Regions from separate parts of the Homo sapiens genome. Here region 1 is linked to region 2. Evidence: chromatin loops called from intact Hi-C (ENCODE). Cell type or tissue: thyroid gland. All regions are shown on one strand. Links, peaks and the distances in the headings refer to the core of each region. The heading gives the core; the rest is flanking DNA. Region 1 has its middle 21 kb from the start of PRICKLE2-AS1. Region 2 overlaps PRICKLE2 (prickle planar cell polarity protein 2).

The links. A loop is a pair of places that touch in the nucleus more often than their neighbours do. Peaks named below come from ENCODE experiments on the same cell type or tissue, not always from the same donor. Only the 100,000 strongest peaks of a DNase experiment are listed, where the experiment ranks them.
Region 1: it touches region 2 in a loop (2.4-fold over the local background); 8 of 110 quality-filtered maps call a loop at or near these places.

Annotation. Positions count from the first base shown.
Region 1 is chr3:64,041,087-64,052,982 of GRCh38, forward strand. No RefSeq gene overlaps it. Among named protein-coding and RNA genes, the nearest start is that of PRICKLE2-AS1, 21 kb to the right of the region's middle. RefSeq lists a silencer at 7,647-7,941. In thyroid gland, for the core only: no CTCF peak of the experiment used is centred there; DNase peaks (open chromatin) are centred at 5,695 and 6,285; H3K27ac peaks cover 2,944 bases.
Region 2 is chr3:64,137,783-64,149,678 of GRCh38, forward strand. It overlaps PRICKLE2 (prickle planar cell polarity protein 2), which reads right to left. Exons shown (of 8, transcript NM_198859.4): 7 at 9,048-9,920. Among named protein-coding and RNA genes, the nearest start is that of PRICKLE2-AS2, 40 kb to the left of the region's middle. In thyroid gland, for the core only: no CTCF peak of the experiment used is centred there; no DNase peak of the experiment used is centred there; H3K27ac peaks cover 1,011 bases.

The DNA.
Region 1 (11,896 bases), core at 1,393-9,392, 98 kb before region 2:
CTTCTAATCCTTTAATAAACAATCTAGAACATGTGTAATTGATGCCAGAGACATATGCACTCCACCTCCTCTGAAAGCTTGGGAATACTAAGAAAATGGTTTATTTTTATTCTTTATTAAAGAAATATTAACATTTAACTTTTTTCTTATTAGACTTCTTGCTATTATATAAGATGAGACAATTAAAATGGTCTGTAATTCTACTTCTCTGGTATAATTATTGTTAACATCATGTATAGCCACCTAGTCTCTTATAAACAGAGAAAACATGGTAAATGCTTTCTGCACATTTTAAAAGTCACATTTAATGGTAAAGTGAAGTGAAGATTTGGTAGCAAATTGAAATAGCCTCAATGTTCAATAATAAATTAACTCAAAATGAATTTTTTCCTGAAAAGCTGAGGCCAGTCTAATGTAGCTGTCTGAGATTACCCCAAATATACAACTCCAAACTTCTAATTATGGTATGTGTGGTGTCTTTTAACAAAAGTGAAAAGCTTAGCCACAAAAGAGCAGGAAGCTCAGAAACCTGCAAGAACACTGGATTTGTACATCAGAAGCAGGAATTTGTGTCCTCTAAAAAATGGCCCACTAGAGAATTATTTTTTATTATTTTTTTATTTTTATTTTTTTATTTTTTTTATTTTTTTATTTTTGAGACGGAGTCTCACTCTGTCACCCAGGCTGGAGTGCAGTGGCATGATCTTGGCTCACTGCAAGCTCTGCCTCCCGGGTTCATGCCATTCTCCTGCCTCAGCCTCCCGAGTAGCTGGCACTACAGGCGCCCACCATCATGCGCAGCTAATTTTTTTTGTATTTTTAGTAAAGACAGGGTTTCACCGTGTTAGCCAGGATGATCTCGATCTCCTGACCTCGTGATCTGCCCACCTTGGCTTCCTAAAGTGCTGGGATTACAGGTGTGAGCCACCGTGCCCGGCCAGGAATTATTTTTAAAGATCCTTCTTCCTTGTGTTACCATAAAGCAATCTCTTCCGTATATTTGGCTGATGTGTTTTTAAAAGTGGTTATGATCTCCTATTAGGAAGCATGTATACGTCACCTTTCCTTTGAAAAACTAGAGAATGTCAAGTTTTCTTACTTGCTACAATTAAAACAAGTTGAAAATATGAACACGTGGTCAAAATTAGATAGGAATGGCTGATTTTTTTTTACATTTGGAGGAGCCGGAGCATGATATATATTTCTTTACAACTTGGGGGCTTTTCCAAGGATAGGCAAAGGTTTCAGCAGAGGTTCTCTGACAACATACTTTACCCAAATATCTTTTTAAAAATAATTTGAATTTCAATAGTTTGGGGGGTACAGGTGGTTTCTAGTTACATGGATAAGTTCTTTAGTGGTGATTTCTGAGATTTTGGTGCACCTGTCACCTGGGCAGTGTACCCAATATGTAGTATTTTATCCCTCACCCTCCTCCCATACCTAATTATGGTATGTGTGGCAAGTGTTTTTTAACAAAAGTGAAAAGCATACCACAAAAGAGCAACAAGCTCAGAAACCTGCAAGAAGACTGGATTTGTACATCAGAAGCAGGAATTTGTGTCCTCTAAAAAATAGCCCACTAGGGAATTATTTTTTTATTTTTTATTTTTTTATAGTCCGCAAAGTCCATTATATTATTCTTATGCCTTTACATCCTCATAGCTGAGAACATTTGATATTTGGTTTTCCATTCCTGAGTTACTTTACTTAGAATAATGGCCTCTAGCTCCATCCAGGTTGCTGCAAAAGTCATTATTTCATTCTGTTTTATGGCTGAGTAGTATTCCATGGTGTATGTATAACACATTTTCTTCATCTACTGGTTGGTTGATAGACATTTAGATTGGTAATATTTTTGCAATTGCAAATTGTGCTGCTATGAAGATGTGGGTGCAAGTGTCTTCTTCAAAAAATGACTTATTTTCCTCTGGGTAGATAATCAGTAGTGGGATTGCTGGATTGAATGGTAGTTCTATTTTTAGTTCTTTAAGCAGTCTCCACACTATTTTCCCGAGTCATTGTACTAGTTTACATTCCCACCAGCAGTGTAAAAGTGTTCCCTTTACACCACATCCACACCAACATCTATTATTTTTTGACTGTTTAATTATAACCATTCTTGGAGGAGTAAGGTGGTATCTCATTGTGGTTTTAACTTGCATTTCCCTGATAATCACTGAGGTTGACCATTTTTTTCATGTTTGTTAGCTATTTGTATATCATCTTTTGAGAATTGTCTATTCATGTCCTTTGCCCACTTTTGATGGGGTTATTTGTTTTTTCTTACTCATTTGTTTGAGTTACTTGTAGATTCTGGATATTAGTCCTTTGTTGAATGCATAGTTTGCAAGTCAAATATCTTTTTAATGGGAATCATTAAACCAGTCTGGAAAAGAACGCTGGTATTTTATATAAATTTTATATCCAGAGTAACATTTCTACCATTGGTCTATAGAAAAAAAATAAAGGCAAGGAATACTGTTCCTTTGGTTTTACCCTAGAATAATTTGCTCTTTGGATCGGTATCTAGGTAGAGATTATGACTAAGCATTGGTTAAGTTTGGGAAGCTGGAGAAAATCGTCTGTGTTTATCCAAAGAGGAAGTTTTAAGAGACCTATGGGCTACTTTGACTTGCACCCATGCTTATTTCACATATTTATAGACATTGCAGCCTCTATGTAATGTCTGTGCTCTTACTTAGGGCTATGTGGCTATGGCAATACCTCACTCACCATCCTGCAGAACAAGAGCAACCGTGGATTTTATCACCCAATCCACTAGCTGAAGCAGAATATGACCCACATACAACTGGGGTCCCACATGGCTGGAGCTCGGGGCTATGCCACGTTCAAAGAAATAGCAGTCTGATAGAAAATGAACATCAAAAGCCATTTAAATCTTTACTCGGTCTCACAAGAAAACCCTAAAAAGAAGAGATCATTTTTAGTGCAAAGTAAATTTCCTTTACAAAGCCTCCCAAGGTGACTCTCCACTTTCAAACCCTTTCACACTCCTAAGAGTGACTTCTACCAAAACACTATCTTCTCTCTCTACTCTTCAAAGACCTTCTGCCCACATCCAGACCCAGAGGGCCCTTCCACCTCTGTCCCCGTCTTCACTCCCTTCCTTGTTCTTTATTCTATGAATGGATTCACACTTGCCTGCTTCTTTGTCTTTTGCTTTTCATTTCTTCTATTAACAGGATTCTGAGCAACAAAGCAAAGACTAAGAGCTGACCAAGCAATCAAAAAGTAAGAACCCAAGAAACTTTCCTTTTTTGATGGCTTTAACAGGGACAAATATGATCAGCTAATGGGATTACAGGTTTACCTGTTTCCTACAAGCATGCCTATAATTTTTGATTCTTTGCTTTTGTGTGTGTGTGTGTGTGTGTGAAAAAGCCAACTTTCTTCCCACCCACCTGCTTGTTCCAAAGACCCTATTCTCCAAGGGAAATGTTACATGCCTTTCAAGAAGGCCTTTGCTTTATGTCCACTCATCTTCTCCTGTATTCCACCTAATTCATTCAACACATATTTTCGAAACACAGTGCTATGCTGGACCTCATATGAAGCCTGGTTTACAAGACGTATAAGTAATATGCCAAAATGGTGACACATACACAAATGGCCTTGAGAACAGATACTATATCCTTTATTTTATAATTATACTCAGGGAATATGGGGGATGTTGTGTGGATCACTAATTTCATGTTCAATTGTAATTCCCATTGTTGGATGTGCGGCTGCGTGGGTGAGAGTTTTTGGATCACAGGGGCAGATCCCTCATGAATGGCTTAGTGCCATGCCCTTGGGGGCGAGTGAGTTCATATGATATCTGTTTGTATAAAAGTGTGTGGGCCGGGCGCGGTGGCTCACGCTTGTAATCCCAGCACTTTGGGAGGCCGAGGCGGGTGGATCACGAGGTCAGGAGATCGAGACCACGGTGAAACCCCGTCTCTACTAAAAATACAAAAAAAATTAGCCGGGCGTGGTGGCGGGCGCCTGTAGTCCCAGCTACTCGGAGAGGCTGAGGCAGGAGAATGGCGTGAACCCGGGAGGCGGAGCTTGCAGTGAGCCGAGACTGTGCCACTGCACTCCAGCCTAGGTGACAGAGCGAGATTCCGTCTCAAAAAAAAAAAAAAAAAAGTGTGTGGCACTTCCCACACACTCTCTCCCCTTCTCTGGCCATTTGAGTGCCTGCCCCCTCTTTGCCTTCTGCCATGAGTAAAAGCTCCCTGAGGCCTCCCCAGAAGCCAAGCAGATGGTGGTGCCATAGTTCTATACAGCCTCCAGAATGGTGAGCCAGTTGAACTTCTTTTCTTTGTAAGCTACCCAGTGTCAGATATTTCTTTATAGCAATGCAAGAACCGCCTAACACAATAGGCAAGTAATGTGTTAAGTACTCAGATAGAAGGTGTATTGAAGGACTTGGAGTCCAAGTTAGAACATGAAGAACATGGGAAGGAAAGGTGTCGCAAGCAGAAGAAACAGCATTTGCAAGAACTCTTCTCTAGAATATAAGGGAGAAAAGCAAAGAGGGTCACAATGATTAGCTTCAAATACTTAGGACACACATGGAAGGCAGTTAAGGCTTGATCTGAGTTACTTCAGGGCTGAGAAATGGGATAAACAGGCAGGAATAAGAGAGGCCAAATTTACTCAATCTGAAAAAGAACTTTCTTATCCATGGAACAACCTGAATGATAGTAATGATAATACTAGCAAGTACATATATGCCACTTATTATATGCCAAGTACTGATATGTGCACTTTATGAATAAATATATAAATATTTACTTTATATAATTTTATATATGTCTATGTGTGTGTATATAAATATACAATTAATACTCATAACGGCACTCTGCTACTACTATTCCCAATTCATGGGTACAGAAACCAAGGTATCAGGTAACATGTCCAAGGTGCAATCAGTAGCTGGTGGCCCCTGGATTTGAACCTTGGCAGTCTGGCTCTAGCATTCGTGTTCGTAACCACCCTTCTATACGGCCAATGGACTAGCACATGTCCTATTACTGAAGGCATCCAAGTAAAGGTTGGGTGGCCCTTTGATAGGAATGCCTTAAAAGGGCTTCCTGCATTGAATGGGAGGCTGAGCCATATCACTTCTGAGGCCTCTTTCTCCTCTGACCCTGTGAGGCTGGTAACTTAATTCAAATTGTCTTTATACTTTCAAGGTTCATAACTCACAACTCGTAACCACACTTCTTCCAGTCTCCTTTCTTCCTTCTTCCACTCAAACCATGAAACTCTATCCGTCCTAGCTGCACAATTTTCCCTCCACATACTCTTGATGCTCTCTCCCAATTCTTCGTTATATAGGTTGGACCAAGCCTTTCTGGAAATGCCTTTCCATCCTCCCCTCCTGCCTCTCAGTTTCCTTCATATGTTTTCTCTCCATGTTCCCCTCTCTGTAACTACATCATCCAGGTCAAGAAATTCATCCAGCAAAGACAGCATTTACCTCTGAGAGTGGGTAGAGGAGATGCCCAGGGTGGGAGCAGGCAGGGAGATGGCTGGTCGGGCACTGCCTTTCCCATGGCAGTTTGGCTTTGTGGCCACTTTACTCTTCTGACTAAGAACTCCTCAGGTTTAAAGAGCAGAACGAGAGGACAGAGGAAAAGGAAAAAGTGAGCTTCTGTGTGCCAAGCCTGGCCACTCAGGCTGGAGGGCTTTTAGCTGAAGGGTCTCTCAGACTTGGCACGAAAAGAGGGAGCCATTTCCCTTGTCTTTATAGAACCAGGGAAACCTCAGACATTTCTGTTTGTCTTGTGAACAGCTGGTGACTCCTATGTGAATCTAGTTAAGCATCTTCCTGGCTGCAAACACTACAAGTTCTATTTTTAAGATTAAGAACATTTTCCTAAAATGTATCTCATAAAAGATTGGCTTCAGACATTTTATCCCCAACACACCATTTTGTGGTGCAGGCTAAATCTCATTATAGAAATTACTCCAACCTGAAGCTTGGCCAAGTCAATAATATTGATTGATGAGCCCAGGATGTCAACCATCTCAATACGATGCTTCAGACCCGACCCGTTGTTCTTTAACCTTGTCATATTTGTGGTTAATGCCCCTTCCCCTGGCAGCCCCTCCCTAAAAGAATAAATGTCAAATACAAACCAATTGCATTTGCTTCAGTCAAATGAAGCAAGATGCAGCAGCGTTTCAGTCTGGAATCTGTGCTGCCATTGGAACTTGGAGGGGTTTGGTTGGTTGATTCTGAGCTCTCCTTCAAGTGCACTTGTGGCGTGCTCTGTTCTGTCCCAGGCACTAAGACCTGCAGCGTGACATTCCAAGCAAAAGAGACATGCAGATACCAGGATGCTCAATTTGGGAAAGTAAAAGCCAGAGTCAAAGAAAGACAATCACTGTGGAGTAAATTCCAGGGCTCCTGTGGAATCTGCCTTTATTCCCATAAATACATACTTAAATCAAGCAGTTCCTCTTAGAACTCTGAGTCTCCTCCTGTTTGTTGCCACCATCATTAAAGGGTATAATCAGGTGACAGCCTCTGTAAATAGGAGCAGAAATCAAAACCAGACAGATTGCTACCTACCCATAATATATTTCACCTTAAAAAATAATAGTAAAAAATACAATAGTAAAGCAAGGGCTGTAGAGTGAAATATATATATTTTTTCTGCCTAAAGAAAAAGAGAGAGGAAACAAGTTCAGCTAATTCAGAGTGGAAGGTTGTGTATTAGGGACCTCACATTTATCCAAATAGAGGATGGTGTGGTGAGGGGTTGCCAGGGGAGGAAAGCATCACAGAAACAGTACGGAGAAAAGAAAGCGACAGGATGACGCCACAGAGCCAGACTGTAAAAAGGGGGAAATGGTAAAAGAGCCTGAAATTCTTCTTCAAGAATTCTTTCTTTTCAGCTGAGTGGAGCCATGGTTTCCTGTAATTATCCAGTCATGTGGCTGGCATGGATATAAGTGGGGCTTCTCTTTAGAAAAAGACGAAAAAGAGAAGGGTGTTGGGCCGTAGCTGGGTCCTGTCTTGACAGTCGGATAATTTCAGCAGACCTCAGTCGGCAGCTCACCCAAGCCACAGCACAGACTGGTCTCAGAATTCAAAGTGCAAGTATCCTCAGTAATTGCCAAAAGGCTTTTGGATGGGGAAAACAGTTTTCCAGGACCCTCCCGGTCCATAAAGCAGAAAGGTGAGCATGTAATGCTGAAAGGTTGGCTCTGCCTTGGTCCTTGGTTGACCTAACAACACAGCCTCAGCTTCCTTCTGTTTTCCAAGTTTCTCTGCTTGTCTGTGAAAAAGGAGCAACCCCTGTACACAGAAGAAAGAGTGCAAAATGGAGGAAATCCTTCTTCAGGCATAATCGAAGCTAAGTCAAAGAGGAGGAGAGAGACCAACCAAAATGAGCCAAACAATAGGAGACTTAAATAAAACCCAGGCCCAGTGAGGCCACTTCAAGAAGGCAGCAAAAATTACAGACATCACTGGAAAGGATGGTGGCCACTGAAAACTGCAGGCAACAGCAGTTGTGGTGAGGAACTGGCTTGGACTAGTGTAATAATCGTTCTGGATATTATGTAATGGATGATTTGGCATCTTGAAATCATGGGCCAAACTAATGACCAAAGTTGTTTGCATTCATATTTCCCTGTGTTTTTTGCAAGCACTTGGAAATGGTATTACAAATCCTCTGGCCACAAACTCCAACATCTGTGTTTTGCATCCTGCCCTGTAAAGGGCATCCTCACCCAACAACTTCCTGCCACTATAGTAATAAAGGCCATTGCCCACGCTTTCTCATTCTTCCTTCTGACTCTTGACTAACTCTGGCTGTTCTCCTTGTGACCCCTGCAGGGCACTGTGTGCCCCCTCCTCTTGGAACTGTGCATAATAAACTCTTCTTTCAAATGCAATCGTCTCTGTGCCTGTCATCTTGCCCCACCTGATTCAAACAAGTCCCAGGCACATTGTAAAACAGCTACAAAACATCATTTTGGATTCTCAATGGTGTACGCATTTCTAAACTGTGTTTGTGTGAGCAGTGGTCTGTGAGACAGACTTTTTCCTCACGGCCTATGTGATTCTGAAGGTGGAATTCACAAACCAGCTAATGATGATAACAGCTAACCTGGTTTGACAACTTGCAAACAATGAGTACTTCACATGACTCAACTCATTTCATCCTCATCTCAGCTCTATGTGGTAGGTCCCATCATTATTCCCATTTTACGCATGAGGAAAGGCTCAGAGAGGGTGAGTAAGAAGCAGGAGATGACTCAGCCTGTGGGCAACAGAGCTTAGAGGTAGTCTGGCTCCAGAGGCAGGGTTTCTAACACTGTACTTACTCTTACCTCAAATTCACTTGCTGCATCTTTAGTTCTTTCTCACTGTGATGGCCACATAGTCATGAGCAACGACAAACATTTACTGAGGCCAAATGAATGCATGTCATTATCGTAGGCACCAGGAGTACCTGACTATGAGAAAATGAGTCCTACTCTTGGCGGATACGATGAAAATATAACAGACCAGCATAGCTTCCACCGAGAACCAGTTATAGAGACAACAGATGCTTGCAAAAATAAGAGAGAAAAAAATCATAAGCTTTAGGGGAGCTGGAAAATTTGAGGGTGGGGGTGATTAACTTGTACTTTAAAGGAAAGAGAGGGCTAGAAAATGGACAGCTGAGGGGAGGGCATTTCTAGGAGATGAAAAGGAGAGAAAAAAGGCAACATAGGAAGACTGGCATGTTTACAGTTTGGCTCTATTGATCCTTTTTTTATTTGAGTGAAGGATTAGGTTGACATTAAAAAGGTTGATGCCGATGACAAAGGCTCTCCCATTGTGATGCTCAGGGAGCTAGTGCATCGGCTGAGCTTTGTGGAAGACTTGTAAGTAGAGGGGAGGAGGTGAGCAAACTCAAGAGATTAGGACAAGAGGGAGGGAGCAGCCCGGGAGGTGGAATGCCAGAAAAGAGGATGGTCGGGGCTCACTGAGATTGGGAAGGGCTGAGCTGAGGCCCACTGCAGGCAACAGAGAAGATAGGGATGAGACTGGAACAACATATCCTTTGGGTTCAGAGGGTTCTTGGAGTCCAGTTCCATCATGGATAAACAAGTACCTGTAATTAGGATTACTGGTGTTATAGGAAACAGTATTAAAAACAACCACTAAAGTTCTTGCCTTTCTTCCCTATTTCAAGTCCTACTAGAGGCATTTAAAAAGCTGGCATATAGTGGATTTCTAACAACCTGGATTACTAACACAACATGCTAGTGTTATATTTGTCAGTATATCTTTTGCTTTAGGTTATTTTCTTTTAATTTTTGTTTCATTAGATAAGTAGAAAGTTATTAAAGAAAACAGAAATTTTAGATATTAAAAAGGAATATGCTAAATTACATGTAATCCTACCAGCTGGTCATAATAAAAGTATTTTTTTTGGTATTAACTAACCTGTCAGACATTATAAATGTTGTATATACACACACATGTGTGTGTTTATATAATACACTTGTTTTATAATGAAACAATCATAACCAGGCATATGGCTATATAACCTGCTTTAATTCATTCATAGCATACCGTTACTGTATTTCCATGCCAGTAATTGTATATAGAGAGAGCTGGGCTCAGTAGCATGAGCCTGTAGTCTCTGTAGTCTCAGTTTCTTGGGAGGCTGAGGCTGGAGGATTGCTTAAGCTCAGGAGTTTGAGTCCAGCCTGGGCAACATAGCAAGACCCCATCTCTTAAAAATAATTATACATACATCCATACATACATACACACCCACACACACACACACAGATGAAAATGATGTATATATACATTTTTGACCTAACAGTTACATGAATGTCCCATGACTTGTTTGAATATTTTACTTTCTTTCTTTTTTTAAGTATTTTACATAATGTAATGTAGCACTAAATATTTTTGGACATTAGTTCTGAGTACTTGTCTGACTATACAGGTAATTCTCAAAAATAGATGAGAAATGTTACTTCTCAGACTGTCTCCTTTGTTGTTTTCAAGATTTTCTCTTCATCCCTACACATCTGTTGACCATAATTTTCTCTTTGGTCAATTTCCTTTTATATAGTCTCACTTGAAAAATGACTACATGAATCTCCCGTGGCAATTCCAAAATTCCAAATAATTTATGTAGATACTCCGTCTTCAAGGAGGGGGAGCATACATTCCTACTCCTTAAATGTGGGCTATGCATAGTGACTTCCTTCCAAGGAGTACGGCATAAAAGGAGGAACAAAAAATGAAAGTAACTTTACGGTGGAGCAACATGACAACACCACCTCATCCAGGTGATCAAGGTCTACATCAACAGCTATAAATCATGTTGATGTTACATACTCCTGATAAGATGTGATGAAAATGACAGTTTACCTCTGTGGCCTTCCCCCCTGCCCCGCCCCCCAGTAACCCAAAACACCAGTCTTATCATGACAAAACACCAGACAGCATTTTAATAGTAGGGCATCCTACAAAACATCTAACCAATACTCTTCTAAACTGTCCAAGTCATTAGAAACAAGGAAAGTCTGAGAAACTATCCCAGCCAAAAGGAGCAAAGGAGACATGACTAACTGTAACCTGGTAGCCTGGATAGAATCCTGGAACAGAAAAGGGACAGCAGGTAAAAACTAAGGTAATCAGAATAAAGTACGGACTCTAGTGAACAACAATTTATCAATATTGGTTCATTGATGGTAACATATGTACCATACTAATGTAGGATATTAATATCAGGGAAACTTGGCATTGGGTATATTAGAACCCTCTGTACTATCTGTTTGACTTTTCTGTGAATCTACAACTATTCTAAAAATAAAGTCTATTAAAAATGAGCTTAAGAGCATCCCAAAGGTGGTTCTTTTCTTGGTGCCGTCTGAATGCGCAAATGTAGACATGTGAACTGGACTTCAGGCTACTGAAGTCAGGCCTAGTCTGGGCCTGTCCTCACTGGTGAGGGTGGGTGTGGGGATGGTCTACAGAGCAGAAGGCAGTCCCCGGCCAGACGGAGAGCTCAATGTGGAGGAGCCACCCTTATTATTTCCTCCTGCTTGAATATGTGTACTCATCCTAGAAGGTGCACATTCTTTCACTCCAGCAATACTAACAACAGTAAGAAGAAAAATTCTCAAAATTGAGTGAAACACCGCCACCACCAACCATATCAAGAAAGAACACACCTGCAACAGCTTTCTCTGCATCGATTTAATTTGCTCTCCAACAAGTTGAGGCCTTCATAGGATGGACAGTCCACCTGCATGACTAACTCTGCTGGAGAAAGCCTTGGACCTGGAACTTGCCCAGAGAGTTAGAAAAGCTGAGAGTGTGACAGCAGGGTGCCACCAAGAATTCACTGTCTTCAAGAAGAGCAAACAGGAGCAATAATGCTATTACCATTGCTAACTGTGTAAAACACATATAAAACACACCAATAACTTAGAAGTTTCTTGTTCACAGGTAACTCAGTTTTTTAAAATATGGGTTACTTGGACTGTTTCTAATAAAATAGCTAATATTTGCTAAGCTGACCACTTGCTACCTGCCAAGCTCTGTTTGAAGCACCTAATATGTATTAATTCATTTAGTCATCACAACTCTATGAAGTGGTTACTATTATTGCTCCCATTTTATAGATGAAGCTGAAAGAGAGGTTAAGTAGCTTTCAAAAGGTCTTACAGAAGGGAGAATTCACATCATAATAATTTGACTCCAGAACCCAAACTCCCAATCTCTATACCATATAATATGTAGCCTTACACACATATATGTGCACATATATACACATTCATATAGGTATATATGCATATATGTTTGTGTGAATGCACGTATCTTTACTATAAAACATTCTAAAACTGGTAAATT
Region 2 (11,896 bases), core at 2,379-10,378:
GGCCCCTGGTCTGTGAGCTAGGGGTGATGTTCAGAGTCATGAAATGCCAACAACAGGGCACAGCTTCCTTGGGGATCTATGGGACCAGTCAGAAGGTGCTCCTTAGGATGTACTAACCATTGAGTGAGAAGGCTGGGCTCCATCTAATCTCTCCCTCCAAAATATCTCCTCATAGCCTGAAACCCCTACGTTAAAATCACCACAGGCCACACCCCAAAGACCAGAGCTTTGTCTCCAGAAAACCATAGCTGAAATACATAATGGGTGTTTGATGTTAAATTCAAATATGGTGGGGCTTTTAGAGGAGGGGATCAGATAAAAACGTCAGTCCTGGATGGATGGGATACCTATGGTGCCTGTGGTTTTACCTCCTTGCAGCTTAATCCCTCTTCCTTTGAAAACATGACCTTGATTTCCCTTTGAACATTCTTCCTTCTCCATTGTCAGTCCTGAAGTTTTGATGGGTTTGACCTCATTGCCTAGTTCCTGGGATGGGACATGACTCAGGTCTGACATACCAGAGCTATCATTCTCCTGGCCACAGTGGTTAGTTTAAGAATTGTTGGATGACCAAAGTCAGGCAAATGAGAAGACTCAATTCTGGTACTTTTGGTGACACTAATAGGGAAGATCAATACTTTTTCCCCTTCACCTGATGTTGATGGACATTGGTCTGCAGTGACTGACAGCCCTCCTGGCTATCCCAGGGAAGAGGCTGCCTGAGACTGAAGCCAGTGTACAGGGAACAAGAACTCAGAGACAGAAAGAAACCGAGTCCTGATGACATCATTTGGGCCCCTGGAACTAAAGATCTGTGAAGTATGAAGTTACTTGATCAAAAAAATTTTGTTTACACCCATTGGAGTTAGAATTCTGACACTTCCAAACAAAAGAGTTCTGCAATACCAATGAACAAAGGCAATCTCTATGCATTTCCCAAGTATATCCCAGGGCCCTGTGGTCAATGGATAGGACTCAAGGTTGTGATTCCAGACTGGACCACACATCTTCCCCAGTGACGGGAATGAACAAAAAGATCTGGGCCACACAATACATAAGCACATCTGAGGTGTGGCCAATGAAGTAATGGGTGCCAGCTGGTTAAGAGGTTCTACCCAATATTTAAATAAAGAAATTGGGTTAGAGGATGGTTATCCAAGTTATGCAGAAGAATAGACCTGGCCCTTCCTTAAATTAAATATAGAAATGTTTTGCATTGCAAGGATTAAAAAACATCTCAGACATTCTTGGTAAAGTGAGTGGTTCCAGTTGTTGCTTTATATCCTCATGTTGTTGTTTTCTGGTTCTTTCCCAGTTTGTCAGCAATGCTGAAAAATTACCCTGTTACCTTCTGGCATTGCACAACTAAGTTTCCCTTGCCAAGGTGTGTAGATGAGGTGTGTAAAAGGCATGGCCTTGACACAACAATGCAACACTGATCAAAGAAGGTAGGAAGCCCTTTCAGATTCCTGCTCCGTGTCTCCACTTATTCAGGCCAATAAAACATGCACTTGCATTTGATGCTGGCCTGAGTAAAAAAAACACAGAGTAGACCAACCTTTAACTATTGCTAATGTTTTCATATCTATTTTCCTCTGTCTCCCAGGACCCACTCCCCTTGGGACACTGTAAACCTCTGCCAATTTCCTCTCCTAAGTCACTGTCATATCCATCCACTTATTTTGGACTTTGCCATTAACCTTCACCTCTAGCCTGGGCTACACAGCCCCAGATTGCCTCCTAACAGGACTCCCTGCATCAGCACTTGCCCTTTTCCAATCAATTCCCCACACAGCAGCTGAAGCCATCTTTTCAAAATGCAAATTGGATCATGTCACCTCCCTCACTGCAGGGCCTGACATTTTAAGGGTTTTCCGTTGCCCTTATTAGAAAGGCCTACACCATTAATATAGCCCTAAATGGCTCTGCACCATCTGGCCCTTGCTTTCCTTCCAAGTCTTATTACTCTAAGTGCTCACCCAGCCATAGGACCTTCTGACAACTCTTCATACATTCCTACCACAGGGCCTTTACACATGCTGCTCCTGCTGCCTAGAATGACCCTTCCCCTATCCCTGAAGCATCACTTTTTCAGGATGTCCTTTGACTCAGCCACATCCCTCTTTGTAAGGCCTCCTAGCCTCACACTTACTTATATCATACAATTGGATGGTTACTGTGTATCAACTTCACTAGACTGTGAGGTACAAGAGGGCAAGGCCCATGTCCAATTCAGCTCAGCATTGCATTCCCAGCACCTTGCATAGGTGGCACCTACAAATACTAATACCAACCAGTATTCAATGAGCACTTAGAGGGTGTTAGACACTGTTCTAAATTCTTTCTATGAACTCACTCATTTAATTCACATTACAACCCTGAAAAGTAGGGTCATTCCATTTCAAAGATGAGGATAGTGAGGTGCAGAATAGATAAATCCGTTGCCCAAGGTCACAGAGCTATTAAACTATAAGTCCAGTTTCCAGCTCTGGCATACTGGTCTACAGCCCATGCTCTCATACTATTCTGCTATAACTCACAGGGTAGGCGCTCATGTCATATTTGCTAAGTGAATCAAAAAAATAAACAGAAACGTTGTTTCCCCTTCCCTCACTCCCATCCTTACCTAGAGGTCCTTCCTATGGGACCCAGCTCTCTATGAACAGCCACCCCTTACAGAATGTGGCTGATCCTCAAGGAATGGTCATGTTCCCAGCCTCATCATTCCACACCAGCATCCTTCACCAGGGACCAGCTCACAGTCTCCAGTTGTCCTGTGGTGTGGCCTCTGCCTAAGGCAGCCAGTTCCAATTCCAGCTCTACTATATACCTGGTCCCAGTGTGTGGCTTGAGCCCTGACCTCTAATTTGCAACTAATGCCTTGGTCCCCCACTCTGCCCTTGGTGTCTCTTGCCCAGGCACCAGCCCCTGGACCATCTCTGCTTGTCTGCCTTGTCTTTCCTACCTCTGACCTTGGCACATCATCTTGGACTGCCACCTCTGACTTCTGGCATTCACAGCTGTGCTCGCATGCTTCTCTTTAGCATTGGCAAACAGACAAATCAACAAGCCAGCTGTCACAGGAGAGAAAATGCCTATCCCTTCAGCTAAAGCCGTTGTGCAAGTCTTCTGACTGTGATTATGACCCTTCTTGTGAGGAATATCAGGCCAGTTAAGTGCATGGCTTTGCAGTTGATCACACCTGGGATCAAGTCCTCGCCATCTGTGGCGACTACAAAAGGGTTACTTCTATAAACCTTAGTGTACCCATATGTAAAATGGGTATAATGATCAGATTTATCTCACAGCATTTAAAGAAGCATTCTACATGAAGCCATTAGCATGTCAGGTCATAGCCAGTGGTCTATTATGATTATCATTGGTTACAATCAACATCAGAAGCAGCAGTACATTTACCATGGTCATTCACATCAGCCATAGCACAGTGTTTAAGGGCACAAGCTCTGTAGCTAGAATGCCCAAGTTTAAATTCTGCTTTTCTACTTCCAAGCAATGTGGCCTTGGGCTATTCAGCCTCTCAGTGCCTCATGTACACCATCTGTAAAATGGGAATAACAACCATGCCTACCTCATAGGGTTGTTGTGAGGACTGAGTGAGTTTAGTTTATGGAAAGTACTTAGAAAAACATCCAGTCCATATAAACACTCAATAATGTCAGTTGTTCTTGATGTTGTTATTATTTCTACTTCTAATGCTATGATTACGCAGGCTGCAAGCTGCTTTAGAGGCATGTTTAGGGGCTGGCAAAGTTAAAGCGCTTCTGCAAGGCTTCTGCATTGCAGTGGTATAAATGGTGGCTGTGCCAGCCTGAGTCACTCCGTGTAAGCATAAGGGATGAATTGTGTTTTCCAAGGAGAAGGGACTGTACACTCCCAGTTCTAAACACATTGGGAGAGGCCAAAGCCCAGATCTGAGGCTGACAAGCCAGTGCAGCTATCTGTTTTTTCAGATCTGTTCTGAGGAAAAATGCTGCCCACAGAAAGATCACACTTCATGCCAGATTAAACACTACAGACTTATTCAATAACATAAGTTACTGACCATGGAAGAAAAAAGAATCCATCATCTTGAAATCTAGCTTTATCTGAAGGATCAAGGTGCTTTCACTAAGCCTTTTGTGGCACGTACCTGGTATTCAGACTGTGATTCTAGGATTTAAAGATATGCAGATAGTTTAGAATGCTATTAAAAAAAAAACTACTGAATTTTCTAGCAAAATTCAAATGTAAACAGTGAGGGACAGCAGCAAAAACACCAACTTTCCAAGTCTAGTCCTCGGTGTATGGGTGTGCAGAGTAGGATGTGAAAGGCTATGTAGGGTCTGCTCCAATGAGGAATGATGAAGCTGTGCTTAGAATATTAGCCACCATCTTTCTTCTGACACTGTCATATCTGACAGAACCATAGAAACGCACACAAAATGACTTTCTTTAATTCCCTGTTTTTCATGGTTTTCTCAGGCTGGTTAGGAAAAAAGGAGCCTGCAGGAGTATTTTCTTTCTTTCTTTCTTTTTTTTTTTTTTTTTAGACAGAGTTTTGCTCTGTCAAAAGGCTGGGGTGCAGTGGTGTGATCCTGGCTCACTGAAACCTCCGCCTCCTGGGTTCAAGTGATTCTTGTGCCTCAGCCTCCCAAAAAGCTGGAACTACAGTCATGCACCACCATGCCTGGCTAATTTCTGTATTTTTAGTAGAGACGGGGTTTTGCCACGTTGGCAAGGCTGGTCTTGAACTTCTGGCCTCAAGTGATCCACCTGCCTTGGCCTCCCAAAGTGTTGAGATTACAGGTGTGAGCCACCACGCCTGGCCCATGCAGGAGTATTTTCAAATCTAAAATGCAAACCTGCACAGCTGGTGGATGGTGGGAGAAGTTAGTAGCCACAACAGGTCAAAACTTGAATCAGTGTGTTTGGGAGGAGAAAGAATTAATAATAATAAAAAGTCGCAGGTAACCATTATAGAAGGTCATATGTGTCAAAGACTATATTAATGATTTTAAACGCAATTATCATTTAACCCTCACCAAAGCTATACAAAGGAAGTACTACAGGAACACCTTTATCCACTTATTCACAAAATTCCATGGATGAGGAAATTGAGTTTTGCAGAGTTTAAGTGACTTGTTCAAGGCCACACAACTCCTAAATGATGAAGGCTTGATCTCATCCCAGCAAGTGTGACTCCAGAACCAGTAATCCTAACTATTAATTAATTAGAAAGACAAAAAATTAGGGCTCATGTAAGAACTTCAGAGACTAATGATGGCTTAATATCGTGCCCATCTTATCAGTTCACTCTGTCATCTGCACCTTCTAGCAGGGTCACCTCTAGCCACAGGAGGCTATTGAAATTTAAAAGAATTAAAATTAAATAAAATTTAAACTTCAGGCCATTGCTGTTGAGTACTTAAAATGTGTCTAGTGCAACTAATGGCCTGAAATTTTAATTTCATTTAATTTTAATTCGTTTAAATTTCCACAGCCCCATATGGCTGCCATATTAGACAGTGCTGATCTCAGGAGTTTTTTTCCCTCAGTTTTATCAGGCATGGCCAGGGTTGCTTCCCAAAAATCTGAGGCAAAGGGGCATTAGTTGCTTTGCCCAAGGATCCTAGAAAATCATGAGAGTAAATCTCCCATGATGTCTTCTTTAGGAATGGAAACCGCGTCCACTCCCTCCTTAGGAATGGAAATTGAGTGTCTTCCTCACTTGCCCTTTCCAGCATTCCTCAACCTCTAGCCCTTCTGATTTCCTCATGAGCCACAACGTGAGGATGATACAGTCAGAGCAGACAAACCCAGGCACATCTCCCCTCAGACAATGGTGCACATCAGCCTCAGCAGAGATCTGCTTAACATGCAGATTCCTGGGCCCCACCTCTGTAGAGTTCTGATGCAAGGGGTTAGGGGGAGGCCCAGGAGCCTATGTTTGAATCAAGCACACCCATGATTCTAATGCAGGTGGTCTAGCTTTGAGAAACTCTTCTTCAGAGGCTGAAGTATATATTTATCTGCTGTCCTCTTAAATAATTATAGCACATAAATCTTTCGAGAATAACATAACCTGGGCTGGAAGCCAGGCAGTCATCACTCTGCACTAATTGCTCCCTTCTAAGACATCAGGCAAGGCGCTTAGTCACCAAGGCCTCATTTTTTTTTTTTTTTTCCATCTGAAACATGGGGATGAGGATATCTACTCTTTGTTCTTGGACAAATGGGAACACAGATGTGGATGTATTTGAGGAGGATAGAAAGTAAAACCCACTGCATGGACAAGCTACAACTCAGAGCCTCATTTTGTTTGTCTAGCAGTGTTGAAATAGATTTCATATTTTTAAAAATCCACATTTTTAACTTCTCTGGAAAAACTGGAAGATCTGACAGGATGGGGCTTGTATTAGACTGGCAGCCTGGTGTGATTAAGAGCAAGGTTCTGAAATCATATGCACAGGTTCAAATCCCTGCTCTACCACTCTGAAAGCTGAGTGACTTTGGGTGAGTCCCTCAACCTCTCCATTTCTGTTTCTTCAACTCTGAAATGAGAATCATAACAATATTCCTCCCTCACAGTGTTATGACAATGTAATTAAGCAAGCTAATATTTATGACGTGCTCAGAACAATGTTTGACACATTGCAAGAGCTATATAAAGGTTAGGTGGATACATAAATATCCCAGCACATGGCAACAAGCAGCTGGAGCTGAGCAGTGGCCGTCCCCTTCAAATGGGGCTAACATTATCACAGTCTCTATCCAGACACCATCGGCTATGGAATCCTTGCTGTAAGGGGCAGACGTATATCTCCCTCCTCTGGTACCTTGCCCACAAAGGGGCAGATATACTTAGCACATCTTAGAGCGCTACTCTTCTCAAGCTATCAGTGGTGAAGGACCAGTTTGTTTTCATTTTCAATCCCTTGTGGACCGACATATGGCCCTGCTGAGCATGTCTGAGACACAGCACAAAGCACAAAGAGCTCAGTATGTGAGTTCTATAACACCCTGATGGGTCTATAACCTGATCAATAAGACAAGCCTGCTGAAAACGCACTTGGATGGCACCGCAACATCGAACTGCTATAAGTTTCTAACACTTCCAGTTTCAGTACTAATCTCGCTGCTGATAGGTGTTAAGTACTAATCTCACTGCTGATGGGTGATAGTTCTCAGCCAGTGTTATCCTCAGATTCTGCTTTAAGTAGCACTATCACAGAGAAAATCTACGTTACTCTATTTTTTCCCACATTTAAAAATATTTTTTAAATAATGTTTAAAATATTAAATCAATAATATTAAATTTTTTTTTTTTTTTTTCTAGAGACAGGTTGTCACTCTGCTGCCCAGGCTGGAGTGCAGAGGTGGGATCATTGCTTAGTTCAGCCTCAACTTCCTGGGCTCAAGTGATCCTCCTGCTTTAGTCTCCTAAGTAGCTGGGACTATGAGCATGTGCCACCAAGTCCAGCTAATTTATATATATATATATAATATATTTGTATATATTATATCATATATATTTATATATTATATATACACACAATATATATTATATATGATATATATATACACACGCTATATATTTTATATATATACACACACATATATGTTTGTAGAGACAGAGTCTCACTATGTTGCCCAGGCTGGTCTCCAACTCCTGGCCTCAAGTGATCCTCCTGCCTTGGCCTCCCAAAGTGCTGGAATTACAGGCATGAGCCACCATGCCTGGCCAACATCAGTCTTCCCACGCACACAAAACCAGCTGGACAACTTCACTGGAGAGAGAAGCATGCCATTATCTCTCTCTCTCTACTTCTGTTCTTTTCAGCCTGCCTGTCTTCTCCTTGTCTAGCCAAACATTTCTTATGTCTTTATCTGCACTTTGAAGCCAGTTCCCTGGTGAGAAACAGGTTCAGAACAGTCTCAGAAGCTGTCATGGATGCTTTGGTGCCCCAGGCAGCACCACGCTGGGGCAACTGGGCTCCAGGTGCTGTGAGTACTGCCATCAGCTCACAGCTACACCTTCTCCACCTTCATATGGTACAAGGGGCAAACAAGTTCCCTTGGACCTCTTTTATAAGGGCATTAATCCCATTCATGAGGTCTCCACTCTCATGACTTAATCACCTCCCAAAAGGCCCCTTCTCCTAATGCCATCACCTTGGGATTTAGGATCTTAATTTAAGAATTTTGGGGAAAACATTCAGACCATAGTATTTTCTTTCTTTAATGCTGCCTTTGGCCAACAGGAGCTGCCTTGCCCCAAGCCCACATCCACTATCTCATCCCTTTGTCACTCCTCAGCAGCCCAAAGCTGATGACCAACTAACACGATGGTACAAAACATCAGCCCCTTCGTCACAAGAAGCAATTGATTCTATAGTGCAACTCATCCATCAGAGTCCCCTGTGGGATCAGGCAGAAGCCAGACCCCAGTGAAGACACCATTCCTCACTTGGCTCCTCCCCATGCTCTGTCCTCTTTCTCTCACTCCCCTTCTCCTGAGAGCACTCCCTCAGTACATCACAGGCATCTGGACCTGTCTCAGGCTTTGTTTACAGGGAAGCCCATCAAAGATAGAAGCCATCTCAAACTTGGGTTTACCTTCCTCAGCAGCCTATTAGAAGAGGGCACGTGGCAGAAACAACATTAAAATCCGGAGGACCAGGCTGGGCACGGTGGCTCACGCCTGTAATCCTACCACTTTGGGAGGCCGAGGCAGGTGGATCACGAGGTCAGGAGATCGAGAACATCCCGGCTAACACGGTGAAACACGTGTGTACTAAAAATACAAAAAAATTAGCCAGGCATGGTGGCGGGCACCTGTAGTCCCAACTACTCGTGAGGCTGAGGCAGGAGAATGGCGTGAACCCGGGAGGTGGAGCTTGCAGTGAGCGGAGATCGTGCCACTGCACTCCAGCCTGGGGGACAGAGCGAGACTCCATTTCAAAAAAAAAAAAAATTCCTGGGGACCAGCATCCAGTCACCCAGAGACTACCCCCTTTCTATCTGTTTTCAAGGTGAACAGAACCTACCTGTTGCATTAGACAGGGCCAGGGATTCCATGGAGCCCCGAGGGGTCTGCTCTGTGGGCGTCATGTCCTCTGTGTATTTCAGGGAACTGATGGGATGACGGGTCCGACACTGCTGAGTGGACAAGCCCCCTTCCTCTTCCTCTTCCTCCTCATATTTGGGGACTTGGATGCTGCCTCGGGTCTCACTGAAACTCTGACTAGACATATCACTGTAGCTCTCCTGAGATCTCAGCCTCCCCGGGTAATAGTCTTCTCGGCATTCCTTGATGAAGCTGCCAGCATGTCCTGTCATGGCCAGTGACGAGCTCCTTTTGGGGTTGCTGAAGTGCTTGCCCCACATTTCGGGCTGGGCCCCAGCCCCTTGCCCTCCTGGACTGTAGGAAGTTCTGATGTTGCACTGGCTGAGGAGCTGCAGAGGGCTCTGGGTCTGGTTCTGCTCCATCTTGTTCCCATAATGGTAGGGCTCTTCCCGGCTCCTCCAGATGGGGTCCCGGTTGAGGCTGGGTGTCTGGCTGGACAGGCTGAGCATGTCCATCTGCAGTGACAGGGGGTCTACGTCGGCTGACAGCCGGTTAGAACTCACTTGCAGCTGGCTGTGCTGGTTCAGCATGGGCTCCTCCGTCTTGCCCTTGTTCTTGCCAATTTTGGCACTGCGCCGGGACTCCTTGGCCCTGGCGTTCTGGAAGGCGGAATCAGAGGAGTCAGAACCATTGGGGTCTTCCCCAGCACTGCAGGCCCGTGAGCAGAATATCTGGCCCTGCTTCGGGAGGAATGGCCGCCCCAGGAGGGATTTCTTGCAGTGAGCACAGCAGAAACAGGTCTCAGTGGCATGCCAGTGTTGGCCATCATAGGTCATTTGACCTTGGTCGATACCTAAAAAAATGAGAGACATTGGAGAGGCTGATGAGCTGCTCAGAGCTCTGCACTGGGACGTGAAACACATAGCACCTTGGTTTGTCTCAGGATTCCAGGTGCGGCAGGATAAACTGTCAATAAATCAACAATCAGACCCTTATGTAAATGGTATTCACGTCCTATTACGAGAAGTCCTTGTTGTACCAGTATGCGCCTTAACTCATTTGCTCCAAGCACAAAGACTCTAGGTTAAAATGGCTTGTCTATGAATCCTTCTGCCTGGGACACATTTCCCCCTGACAAATAGCAATAGTAATATTAACGTATGATCATGTACTGCTTTAAGAGCTTTATATATGTAAACTCATTTAATCACTCAGCTCCTTGAGCTAGCTTTCTAATATTATTTGCAGTTTTCACATGAGAAAGTAGAGGCAGATGAGGCTAAGTAACTTGGCAGGGTAACATAACTAGGAACCAGAGACGAGATCTGTACCCAGGAAGTCTTATTCTCAACCATGACATTGACACTATCTCCTTCACTCTAGTTAGGCATCTGCTCAAAAGCCAACTCCTCTGAGAAGTCTTCCTATCCACACTAAATAGTGATTCTCCATTACTCTCCACCCTTACCTGCTGGAGTTTTCTTGATAGCATTAATACCGCTTTACATTACAACAGTATATACATGCATCTGTTTATTATTTCTCTCCCCCGCTAAAAGTGAAGCTCTATGAGGACAGACTCATTGAGTTTCTACAGCATCTCCAGGACCTGGAACATGGCCTGGTGTATGACAGGGCTCTTTGTGTGTAGATAGATCGAGTGAATCCCATTACTAGCATATGCTATTCCAATGGGTAAGTCACAGCAGCAACTCAGTGGATGCTATGGTGAATGTTTTCTTCAGAACTCCTAAGTTTAACACCTAAATCCTAAAGTGATGGCATTAGGAGATGGAGCTTTTTGGGAGGTGACTAGGTCATGAGAGTGGATACCTCATGAATGAGATTAGTGCCCTTATAACAGAGGCCCAAGGGAGCCTGTTTGCTCCTTCCACTATATGATGACTCTGCCAGAAAGTATCATCCAGGAAACAAAAAACAGGCCCTCAGCAGACACTGCATTTGCTGGTGCCTTGAGTTTGAACTTCCCAGCTTTCAGAACTGTCAGCAATACATTTCTGTTACTCAGAGGCCACCCAGTCTGTGCTATTCCGTTAAAGCAGTCTCAACAGACTTAGTGGGAAATAAAAATGTGGATTTCAACTCTTGTTAAGGAAAAATCTGCTTTCGGTAAAGAAAAACCTAGACACGGTATTGCCAAAGCTACTGCCCCTCTGGGAGCGTAAGTACCCTTTGCTTAATTTCATCAGGGAAGGAAGAGGTACGATTCCTCCCTGTGACAGGCCTGCGCCAGGTTTATATAGCCTGGCCACACTGCGTACTAAGGGAGCCTCCCACAGCCCCAGGGGTTCTGCCTTCTCATCATCTCTGCCCTCTTCTGGTTATAGGACTTCCTCTCCCTGTGGGACACCATTTCCCTGCCATCTTCAGGCCGTGAGCTTTGGGTGGGGCAAAAGCTGATCTGGGGCCCAACATAGGCCAGCAAAAAAAATCTGCTCTCCTGGCACCCAGGGACTGATTCAGGGGTGGGCAAGTGACCTGCACTAAGCCAACACCTCTCATTGCTTTTTCTAAGGCAGGACTTTTGCTAAGGCAGTCACACAGCAGGCTCTTTTTATAGCAGCAGTAAAACTGGCAGAATGGAAACTGGGAGCTGCTGGGGCCCCTTCCCGTGGGGAGAGCCTGCTGGGAATATAGCCTCAAGCTATGACTGTAGGGTGGACCAGGACCCCTGCATTCTCCTGATGCGTAATGATACACGGCTTCCCAGAAAAAGGGACTAATGTGGCCTTTATCTTCAGTGGCTGAGAGTTCCTGAGCCTGGACTTTCAAGGAAGAACTTCTGGAGACTTGTCTAAAGAGGCAATG